2 separate regions of the Homo sapiens genome follow, and region 1 is linked to region 2. Evidence: read pairs that join two places in POLR2A ChIA-PET (ENCODE). Cell type or tissue: HepG2. All regions are shown on one strand. Links, peaks and the distances in the headings refer to the core of each region. The heading gives the core; the rest is flanking DNA.

The links. ChIA-PET counts read pairs that join two places held together with the same protein. Peaks named below come from ENCODE experiments on the same cell type or tissue, not always from the same donor. Only the 100,000 strongest peaks of a DNase experiment are listed, where the experiment ranks them.
Region 1: POLR2A ChIA-PET joins it to region 2 with 5 read pairs; 1 of 35 experiments calls an interaction of 5 or more read pairs at or near these places.

The regions. Positions count from the first base shown.
Region 1 is chr14:33,907,290-33,912,667 of GRCh38, reverse strand. No RefSeq gene overlaps it. Among named protein-coding and RNA genes, the nearest start is that of EGLN3, 41 kb to the left of the region's middle. In HepG2, for the core only: a CTCF peak has its summit at 3,755 (motif pointing right); DNase peaks (open chromatin) are centred at 3,037 and 3,737.
Region 2 is chr14:34,032,817-34,038,194 of GRCh38, reverse strand. All of the region lies in intron 5 of LOC102724945 (a long non-coding RNA gene), which reads left to right. Among named protein-coding and RNA genes, the nearest start is that of EGLN3-AS1, 4.5 kb to the left of the region's middle. In HepG2, for the core only: no CTCF peak of the experiment used is centred there; DNase peaks (open chromatin) are centred at 2,354 and 2,844; H3K4me3 peaks cover 720 bases.

The sequences.
Region 1 (5,378 bases), core at 82-5,081, 130 kb after region 2:
CAAAATTATTACATGCTGACTAAAAATAAAAGGAAAATAAAATAAAATCAGACCCATATTTCACACCACATGCAAGAAAAATCTCCAAATGAGTTTGAAATTTTAATGTAAAAAGTGATAGCATGTAAGCAATGGGTGATTTCCTCATTAACCTTGATGTACATAAAGGCTTTCTAAATATAACTGAAAATTCAGAGACATAATTAATAAATTTGACTATATTAAAAAAACCAGAAGTGAAGCAATTCAAATCACTTGTCACTTAAGAGGTGAACAGTTACAATTTGCTAAAAGTATACTTTTTCATCCTTCCAGGAGTGTTAAACATTTTGGTGAAGACAGGTCTGTTACATCAGCTTGTGGAGGTCTCAGCTGAGGGTCAGTGTCCCTGAATTTCCCTCCGTTCTACTCACTGGGCTCTGCTGCCTCCACAGCTGCCTGGACTGTGGCTGCAGAACACACGGAGGAAAGGAGCCGGGGACTGGGGCTCTGACTGAGGGACCAGGGCAGATGCACACTCCCTGACCCTACAGCTCTTACCAGTCTCATCCCATGGACTGTATCTGCCAATCCCCAGCAGGGCCAGGTTTCTAGTTTATGTTAAACTGGAAAGGTAACAGTCTTAGTTATTATCAGTTCCATGTTGGTTGTTACTAGCAAGCAAGGGGAGATGGTGACATGGCATACTGGCTGACTTCAGATGACAGGGGAAGTTTGAGATTGCTGTCACTGCTTGTTTGGAACAAACAGAACAGAAAGGCCTAAGACCGACCTAGCTTCTAAGGAAACGATACATCCTTATTTGGGTTCTGCCCAAACATCTCTTTCACATCTCTTGAGACTGCAATAGGGACCTCTCCTCTAATTTTAAGTGGAGAGTGGACTTGCCGTTCTGAGGATTTAGAATGGTAAAAGCCAAACTTGTATTTGTGGGTAAGTTGTTTCGAACCCCCATGAACCTCAATAAGAGAAGGCACCAAGTTTAAGAGGCCAAAGAAGAACCCCAGCACCAATAAATGAGACATGGGGTTTTATTAGGTGCTTATTTACAGGAGAGAGAGTCCAGTGGCAGTGGGCTGGCCAGGAGAACTGTTACCACCTGCAAACATCATGCTGTTTATGTAGCATTTTCACTTAACACCCTCCCCTCAACAACCTCTACCTAGCAACCTTCATTTAACCCAACACTAAGGGCCTCAATGCCCTTTACAGCCCATATTCCACGGGATGGACCCAGGGCTCGGATATTTACCATAGGCAAATAATAAATCTCCGGGTTGGGCATGCCTGGATTCCCTAGCTCAAAACACACATTCAGGTGGCATCTGCCATACAGGGTCCATTCTAAGAGTATGCTTAAATTATTACTATCAGGTGCGTTAACCCTACCGTGTATAGGTGAAAGTATTGAAACTTTGAAACTGGCCTTAAGCTTACTAGCTGTGTGACCTTAGGAAAATTCCTTACCCTCTCTGTGCCTCAGCTTCCTTGTCTATAAAATGGGGCTCATAATAGAACATATTTCCTGTTGGCTTTTATGAGGCTTAATGAGTGAATATTTGTGAAGTGATTACAACAGTGCCTGCCACACGATGACCAGCATATTCATGCTTGTTTAATAAATACAGACACTGTGATAACTACTGCCCTGGTAGAAGAAGTTAGTGTCTTATCTCTGAAGATTTAAATAATGGAAAGCTACCTATTTGCCTCCTTGTATGCGCACTGACTTGCAAAACAGTTTCGCCATTTGACACCTGGACTCTGAGAGCAAGAGAAGCAGGAAATAGGGGTTTCAGACAGTGCCAAGCAGAGCCGAATAAGACCTTGGCTTAGGGAGCTTGGATGGAAGGGTGGAGGAATGGAAGGCACCTTGCCGTGGGGCAGCAGCTGAAGGCACTTTTTCTCATTTCGCATTTCCCAAGGTGCGTTCTGCCTCTATACTTCACTTGACTCATTGGGAAAATGGAATGAGTAGACGAGTAATACTTGACCCTGTGCGAGCACTTATAGCTACACAAATTCAATCACGTCTCTGAAACCCACATAGGAGCCTGGTCTTCGCGATGACCTGTACAAATGACAGTAATGTTATTATGAAGTTTTGTCTTCAAGGAGAATAATTACATCATGGCCATTTCTTTCCCTATTAAATTATGGCCAGCTGCCTCTTAATAAAAAATAAAAAGAAGGACTCTGCATTTACTGTAGTTAAATGTTAATGGTCTTACCATAGGCAAGGAACAAATCTCCGGGTTGGGTGCCTGGATTCCCTAGCTCGAAACACACATTCAGGTGCATCTGCCATACAGGGTCATTCTAAGTGTATGCTTAAATTATTGCTATCAGATGCATAATATTTTCCCCAAACCCCAGCCATGTGTTTCTATGGAGGTAGAGATCATTGTAGAACAAAGATATCCCAAGATTGTGAAGAAGGGGCATTGATGACCTTTAACCCTATATAAGGTCTGAGCTCCTCCACAGCTGCTGCTGCTTTACTGAACAAACTGCTGAGCCCGAGACTGGAGGGGTCTTTAGAGGTCAGCTCGTTCCTCCATCAGATGCCTGACTGCCCCTTCTTATTACCAGCTGTGACTTCCTTCTGCAAAACCATACTTAAGCCAGACTAGTGCAGGGTCCACTGCCCACATGGTTGGAAGTGTGTGGTCACACAACTACCAAAGTTCTGGACCCGTGAAGTAGTCCTTGCTACAGTATGTTCAAGCCTGGAAAAGTCTCAGCTCTGGGATAAGGTAAGGACACTCGATTTTGACATCCTTGGGTATACGGTGCTGCTTTTTGGATGATAAACACACAAAAGGGCAGGGAATGCTGCAGGAAGCTAAGCACAACCATCAGCGTTGTGTGTGTGACATGTAGGTGGTCCTCTTAGGCGTTGAGAGACAGTACTGGATGTTTGGGGTATGAAATTGTGTTAATTACCAGTACTTCATAGTAGCTTGGCAGAGAGTCAGAAACATGTATTGGAAACAACATGGACTTTGGAGTCAAACTTGGTTTTAAACTCCAGTTCAGCTGTTTATAATTGTGCAAGCTGTGTATGTTATTTAACCTCTAGATCCCTCAGCTTCCTCCTCTGTCACCTTGCCTCCATTCTCAATGGTTACATAATAACTTACAAAATGTTTATTGTCCCCATGAATCTGGGCTCTGCTGGCTTAGAGGCTTTAGTGCCCAAAGGATGTACACTTCCACCAGGAGGTACAGTGATACTTCTGTTGAATTTGGATATTAAAAGCACCACCTGGCCATTTACGGCTTCAGGAATTACTACTAGGTAAGTAGGCAAACATGAACAACAAAAAACAGTGTTGGCTGGAATATTCGATGAAACTACTAAGGGCAAGCAAAAGTCACTGTTGCCCAAAGAAGATTCAGAGAAACGGGATGGAAGATATCAAAGCTTACCCTGGGTTCCCTCCCTGGACTAACGTGCCCCGTAAAGGTTAAGAGACAGATCTAGCAACATTCCTCAGGCAGCACTTCACGGAGTTCAGCCCCACTGAGAACGAGGGTTTGGGTTACTCTTCCAGGAAAAGAGCCCTGAACAGCTGTGGAGCTGGTTGAAGGGGAAGTGTAATGGTTAAACAAATGTTTAACCATTGAAAAGTGCAACAGTTAAACAGTTACCAGTTGACTCCATATCCACCCTTCATTACCTCGATGATGAAGCTACGCCCTGGAAAAATTTCTCCCTTGCCTTCTCGCACAATGTTAAACTTTGTCAGTAGAGGGTGCTGGAGGGATGTCGCAGGAGGAAGGGACCTCTCTTCCTGTCCTCAGTGTGCTTATTTCGGCTTGCTCCATGGTTTGCGGTAGCATAGACTGCAGGACACCAGGTGGCACTTACCCTTTAGCAAGTTTTAGCTAGTCCCCAGCCCGCGTGCTCGGCTCCTGGCACCCAGTGGGAGGCTTCCTGACCACCAACCAGCCTCAGCTCCCAGAGTTTGGATCAGCTCCAGCCCACCATTCAGTGGGCTGCAGCCCAGCCTTGTGAAGGGGCTGCCCTTCCAAGTTTGTTCCTCCCTCAGCTGCTCCTCTTCAGCCCTAGGACATGTTTTATGTATCAACATATACTCCCTATACATACTTCTTCATGTTAAACTTTCTCTGTTCAAATTACTTAGTTTCTGTCTCCTGCCTGGACCCTGACTGATACAGAATTGGTATCGGGAGATCCCTCCTATTCCTTCTGAAAGTGCGCGCGCGCAGGTACGTCAGTACGCGGTTTTTGAAGGCTTTCTTTGGGCCTAAGTGCAGTGCTCAGCTACTTGCCAATTGGAAATGAGACGTGAATAATCTATTGCATGCAGTGGCAATACAATTAAGCCCTTGTGTTTAATTGCAATGAAAATGTCAAAGGAAGCAGGTTCCTTGGAATCCCAAGCAATTGCTTGACCTGACTGTTCCAGCAGTAGAGATGACTACATGGGCTGTGATGTGGAGTGGATTTTCCTGACTTTACTAGAATATTTACAGAGAGAAAGTGATGGAATCAGGTCCTTTAATGTCTTTCAGCTCAAGTGACAGTCTGAGAACCAGAGAGCTTCTATTTTAGCCCTAAAATAATTGCTGTTTCTTATTACCACAGAGCTGCTACTTCTGAAAATAAGACATAAAATTTAATTCCATGGGTTGCTGAATTAGGATAAATTCACAGTGTTGCAAAATTTCTTGTGTTAAAATTTACGGCATTGACTGGGAAAGAATGGGATTCTGAAACCTGGAATATCTGATTGGATTCAGATAAAACTGACAGTCCTGAAACCCCAAGTCATGCTGAGCTTCCTTGGCCAGTGAAAGTCCCTTGCCTTTCATTGTCTGAATAGACTAGCCTTCTTTAGCTTGAAAACCTTTATAACCTCATTTGGGGCAGATGCCTTGGAAGGGGATGTTCATTCTTAAGACCCACCGGGACCATCCCTTGTTCCATTAGCCCTATAACTAAGGTAAATTCTCAGCATGCTCCAAAGACAGGTATATACTAGGATTGGGGGAGGAGAAACTCAGACACTAAGTGAATTGCAAGACTTTGCTAATATTATCTATCAAAAGAAACCTGGAGAATAAGTATGGGAGTGGATTCTAAAGGTGTTACCTACTGTGGTTATGGATTTTCTCCACCTTATATTTTTACAAGGCTTTTTGCTTTATGTTCTTTGAAGTCCTGGAGAAACAGCACAATTCTTTGTGACCATTACGATTTTTGTGGATTATAAGTTTTAAAAATCCCCTCTTTTTTCCTTTGGTGATAGCAGACAAAATAGAGTTCAAGCAACTATTAATATTATTATGCTCATCTTCTGGGTAGAATTTTTTTCTGTTTTTTTCATCAATCTATTTTCAACTTTTAG
Region 2 (5,378 bases), core at 314-5,313:
GAAATGAAGGAAACACCCAGCCCTCTTGCTTGTTTGTTAAATTAAAGGGTGACTTCTGCATCGTAAACTGCCCTGGAATATATCTTGGTTTTGACTTGGGTAATGATGCACACATGCCTCAGTGTGCCTGCCCTGTGGCCTTATTATTATTTAGTCTGACATGTTGGGATTTGGGAGAGGGTTGAGATTAGAGCTTAGGGCTTATGTTGGTTAGCACCATCATGGGAGGAAGGGCCTGCAGCATGGTGAGCTACAGTCAAAGAGAAGCAGAATTGGAAACTCAGCTACCTTTCCCTCTTGTGCTAAACCCAAGTTTGTGACAATGCAGTCAGAATTAGTTACTTTCGGGGAGGATTTGCAATATCTGGACCCAACTGCAGTAGCAGTAAAGAGATTGACAAAGGAGGGCAAGCATAACATGTAAACTATTCCCAATGAATGGTTTAGAAACTCGTAAAGCCAAACTGGCACTTTCTAGGGATGAAGTGACGGACCTACCGCGACTAGGGAGACCAGGCTGTGGTTCTAGGTGTTTAGCTCTCCCAGTTTGTCTGTCCTGAAATAGCCAGAAACAAAATTCAACCCAGTGTCACTGCTCCCCAAAATTTACAATCTTATTGGCTAATAAGACTGGCCCAGCATGAAACAATGGTAATAAGTGCAGATTGTGGCCAAGATGACAGGTAATAGAGTTGTGTCAAAATACAGGGGCTGACGTGGGTCAGAGGAGACAGGGAAGGCTCCTGGGAAAGTTGGACTTGAATTGGCACTGAGTCCTTCCCTCGTTTGGATTCAGATGGGGTTTGAGTCCTAGATTCACCAGGACTTACTTTGAGCAGGTATATAAGATCTCTGAACATCAGCATTCTCATCTACAAGATGGGGAAAATAGTAACAATGTCCTAGGCTTTTTGCGAGCATTAAATGACATAAAGTACCTAGCGATTAAGTGGTCAGTAATGTTAGATCATCCATTACTTCCATGGCTACAAAGAATTCCCTCTTTCTGGGACTGGCTCACGAATCTGGCCACAACATTCAAATTTGTAAGGCTGCTATTTCTGCCTGGGGTGAGGTGCCTGGGTGGTGGTGGGAGTGGGGAGTGGTATAAACAAACCATGAGCTGCTTTTCCTAACTATGTACCCAGTTCCCCTAACTGAATTACAAGTGTCTCTTTTTTTTTTTGGAGACAGAGTCTCACTCTGTCACCCAGGCTGGAGTGCAATGGCGTGATCTTGGTTTACTACAACATCTGCCTCCCAGGTTCAAGTGATTCTCCTGCCTCAAGCCTCCCAAGTAGCTGGGATTACAGGTGCCCGCCACCACACCCGACTAATTTTAGTATCACAAGTGTCTCTTAAACTAGAAAATCTAAGGCATAGCTTGCATTGAGAGGGATATTTTGTCCAAGTACTCACTTGGCTGAAAAGACCAGTTTTCATCACAAAGCTGATATCACATTTTTGAGCTGCTTGGCTTCCCTTCCTAGCCTCTCCTAATTTGTAAACATTTCTCAATTTTACTATACACAAAATAGGAAGTTATGAAATCCCAGCTCTGAGCTTGAGTGCTGTTCATTCTGGAAAAGCAGGCCTAGGAATCGGTTGATTTTAAACTAATTTTAATCAGTAAGAACTTGGTCATGAACCGAGAAGAAATATAGCATAATGGTTAGGAGCAGGGACTCTGGGTTCAGACCACCTGGACTTGCTTCCTGGCTCTGTCACCTTGCTATCTGCATGACTTTGGGTAAGGTATTTACTCTCTGTGCCTTAGTTTACTCATCTGTTAAATGGGAAAATAATGGTACACATCTCATAGTGTGGTTGTGATGAGTAAATTAGTCAACATATATGTGAAGTGCTTAGAGCAGTAAGTGGCTGATGTAAGTCCTAAATATGTGTTAGCCATCATTAATATCATTATGTCCTGGTGAAAAGGGGAGAGGGAAGGTTTAAGGCCCTGATGGATGCGGTCCCCCTAAACAAGAGGGCACTAAGAGAGCCAGCACCAGCTGGGCCTGGCAACAGTGGGAGGCAGGGAAAAGAATACTCTTAGGAAGGTATGGCCCAACTGCCAGATCCTAGTGAGAGAGCCCAGGTTGAATCAATGACAGGAATCTGCCAGCAGAGAACCCCTTTAGAATTTGACTGTCTCCATTCCAGAATTCTGGGCTTCCTGGGACATAGCCTCTCTGCCAGCCTGCCCAAAACCTTTTTCAGTAAGGATGACACACTTAGACAGGGCTGACTCAGTAACAGGCCCTTTGTTCTGTCTCCTGGACCTCTGGGTGCCACTGTCTGTACATGTCCAGCTTGGCAGGCAGCTGGCATCCTAAGGATTCAGGTCGTTATCAGCTGGACACTGACTAAACAGAGCCCCTCCCAGCCAAGTGATGTGTGAGGCAGTGCACGTAGGCCTGCATACCTCATATCTCTGCCCGGGCAATTACAACCCAACCACCCTGCCCCATTCCAAGGCAGCTGGAGCCAGCTAGGGCACAGCGTTTGGGGCAGAAGCCAGGTATTTTTCCTCCTTTTATCCTTTTTGATTCCGTAGGCATTTTCTTCTAAGCTCAGGATCTAACTGCAATGTCCCACATGGGAAAACAAACCTGAGAGGCAGGAACTAGGCCGTGTCTGCTCATGATGCTGCCTTTTACTGCTCTGAAATGGAGCCAAAAAAAGGCGCAGCCTCTGTCCTCCAGGACAGAAAAGCTAGAAGCAGTGTGTCCTTTCCCTAGCCGCTGTTTGCCTTTTGAGCATGTTGCATATACCCGCACATTAGTGGTGCACTGTCTAGTCTGGTGTTCAGATCTATATTTAAATACTACTGTGGGATTCAGAGTCCAAGTGTGTAAAGTGCAAGCCTGGGCTTGGCCAGGCATCAAGGTTTGCGGCCTACCCAGTGGGTCCTTAAAGCTGGCCTCTTGCATCAGAAGTGATCCCATGCACTTCTGATGACAGTTTGTGACAACTCCCTCTGGTTTGGGAAGTCTCCCTGTGCATGTTCTCTTATCTCAGCCGAGAGGACCACGTGTGAATATTAACAATTGGTACCATTTATTGGACGCTTGCTCTGCACCAGACAGTATGCTGAAGGTACTTTCTATAACAATTTCCTGTACCCATCTCCCATCCCCAGTGCTTCAATGGAGGTAGTGGATCAATTCTGCTTTACAGATGAGGACACTGAGATGCAGTGACATTAGGTAACTTAAGGTCACCCAAGTAGGAAGTGGTAAGGTCAATATATATATATTTTTTGAGACAGAATCTCACTGTGTCTCCCAGGCTGGAGTGCAGTGGGGGGTGCTCTGGGCTCACTGCAACCTCCACCTTCCAGATTTAAGCGATTCTCCTGCCTCAGTAGGAATAGCTGGGATTACAGGCGTGGGCCACCATGCCTAGCTGATTTTTGTATTTTTATTAGAGACGGGGTTCACTATGTTGGTCAGGCTGGTCTCGAACTCCTGGCCTCAGGTGATCTGCCTGACTTGGCCTCCCAAAGTTCTGGGATTACAGGCATGAGCCACCGCACCCGGATGGACCAGTACTTGGACAGTTTGATCCAGAGCATGTTCTGCAGCATCTCTCTGCTTGTGTCTCTCCAACAATTAAACCAATGCCTGGGAATTATCATCCTCATTGTGATGATTTTTATCAGCCAGCAGGGGCCAGAAGCTTCTATGTGGTGGACGCATTTGGCTAATTTGCTGTGCCGTTGGTGATAGGGAGAATAACACACACAAAAAAATTGAGTTATTTCCTTACTGATTTCTATTAGTTTGATTCAACAAATATTTAGTGAGCATTTGCATTGTGCAAGGCAGAACTAGCAAAGAGGGCTGCTACAAGGTAATTGCTTTCAAAGAGCTGGCACTCTAGAAAGAGAAATTGTCTTTCCAAATTCCCAAGATGGCCCACAAGGCCATCCTCTTCAGTCTCTTAAGGGCCGTCCTCTTCAGTCACATTGCTCTGCATTCCCCTCCTTTGTCTGAAGCCTCCTCCAAGTCCTTTTGTTTGGGGAGCTCCCTACTAGCCCAGGGCCTTGCACCTTCTGTTCATCAGCCTGAAATACTTCACACCTCTGCCTGGTTAACTCCTCATCCTTCAGGGGATTCTCTCCCACTCCCATAGAATAGGTCAGGTTCTCCCCTCTCATCTCATCACAGGTCCCTCTACTTTTAATTTTTGCAATTATTTGATTAATCTGTTACTGATGAGGGCACAGATGCTTTTGTTGTTCACCCCTGTATTCCCAGCACATAATAGGTGTTTGCTAAATATTCTTAAGGGAATGAAGATTACAGATTATTTATTCAAGCAAAAACTGGGGCATGTTAGTCCCCAGTCCCCCAAGAAGCAGACATCAAGACAAGATCAAACATGGCAGGATTTTAGTAGTGTGAAAGTCTACGAGAAAGTGGCAAGGGAGCTAAAGGAAGGTAAAACAGTCGTCACACTGTAAGTCTGATCCTAGAGTGAAGAAAGGAAGGCTGAGTGGAGTGTTGTGTTTTTTTTTTTTTTCCTTGAGACGAAGTCTCACTCATTGCCCAGGCTGCAGTTGAGTGGAGTGATCTCAGTTCATTGCAACCTCTGCCTTCCAGGTGCAAATGATTCTCCTGCCTCAGCCTCCTGAGTAGCTGGGACTACAGCCACACACCACCATACCTGGCTAATTTTTGTATTTTTAGTAGAGATGGGGTTTTGCCATGTTGGCTAGGCTGGTCTCGAACTCCTGAGCTCAGTTGATCTGCCCGCCTCAGCCTCCCAAAGTGCTGGGATTACAGGCATGAGCCACCGCACCCAGCCTGGGTGGAGTGCTTTATACCTTCCTCTGCAGTCTGAGGAAAGTTTGGCAAGGCCGTGGAGGACTTTAGGCCAGACAAAGTCAACTGAAGGTTGGGAGCCCATAGGAGGTGGGACCTGGCCCTGGGCTTCCGGAGCTCAGCACCTGAGGCGCTCTGTTAATTACGCACTCCTTGTGGATGGAAGGCTGGGGGCTCATTCTCCTGGCTGCCACGTGGGGGTTCTGAGAGGCGAGAGGAGGTGGCTTCTGGTGTATAGAAGGAGAAAAATTACCAAAGACATGTCTTCCGTAAAAAGGTAGGACATCTTACTTTTGAGGCTCAGTAAGTATCTGTCGAACATGTAGCATTCTTTGACACTGTGGAAGACACTATAGGTTTGAGTACACATGGGCTCACTTCAAAAAACTTATGAGCTAATTAAGAGACAAAGTAAACTCACATACATGCTCCTGAATCTCAGTTTTCTCGTTTCTGAAAAGGAGATAACACCACTTACCTCGTGTGACATGTGACAGATCCAGTAACTTCTGTGAATAGGGTAGGTGCTCAACAAGTAAGATTTGA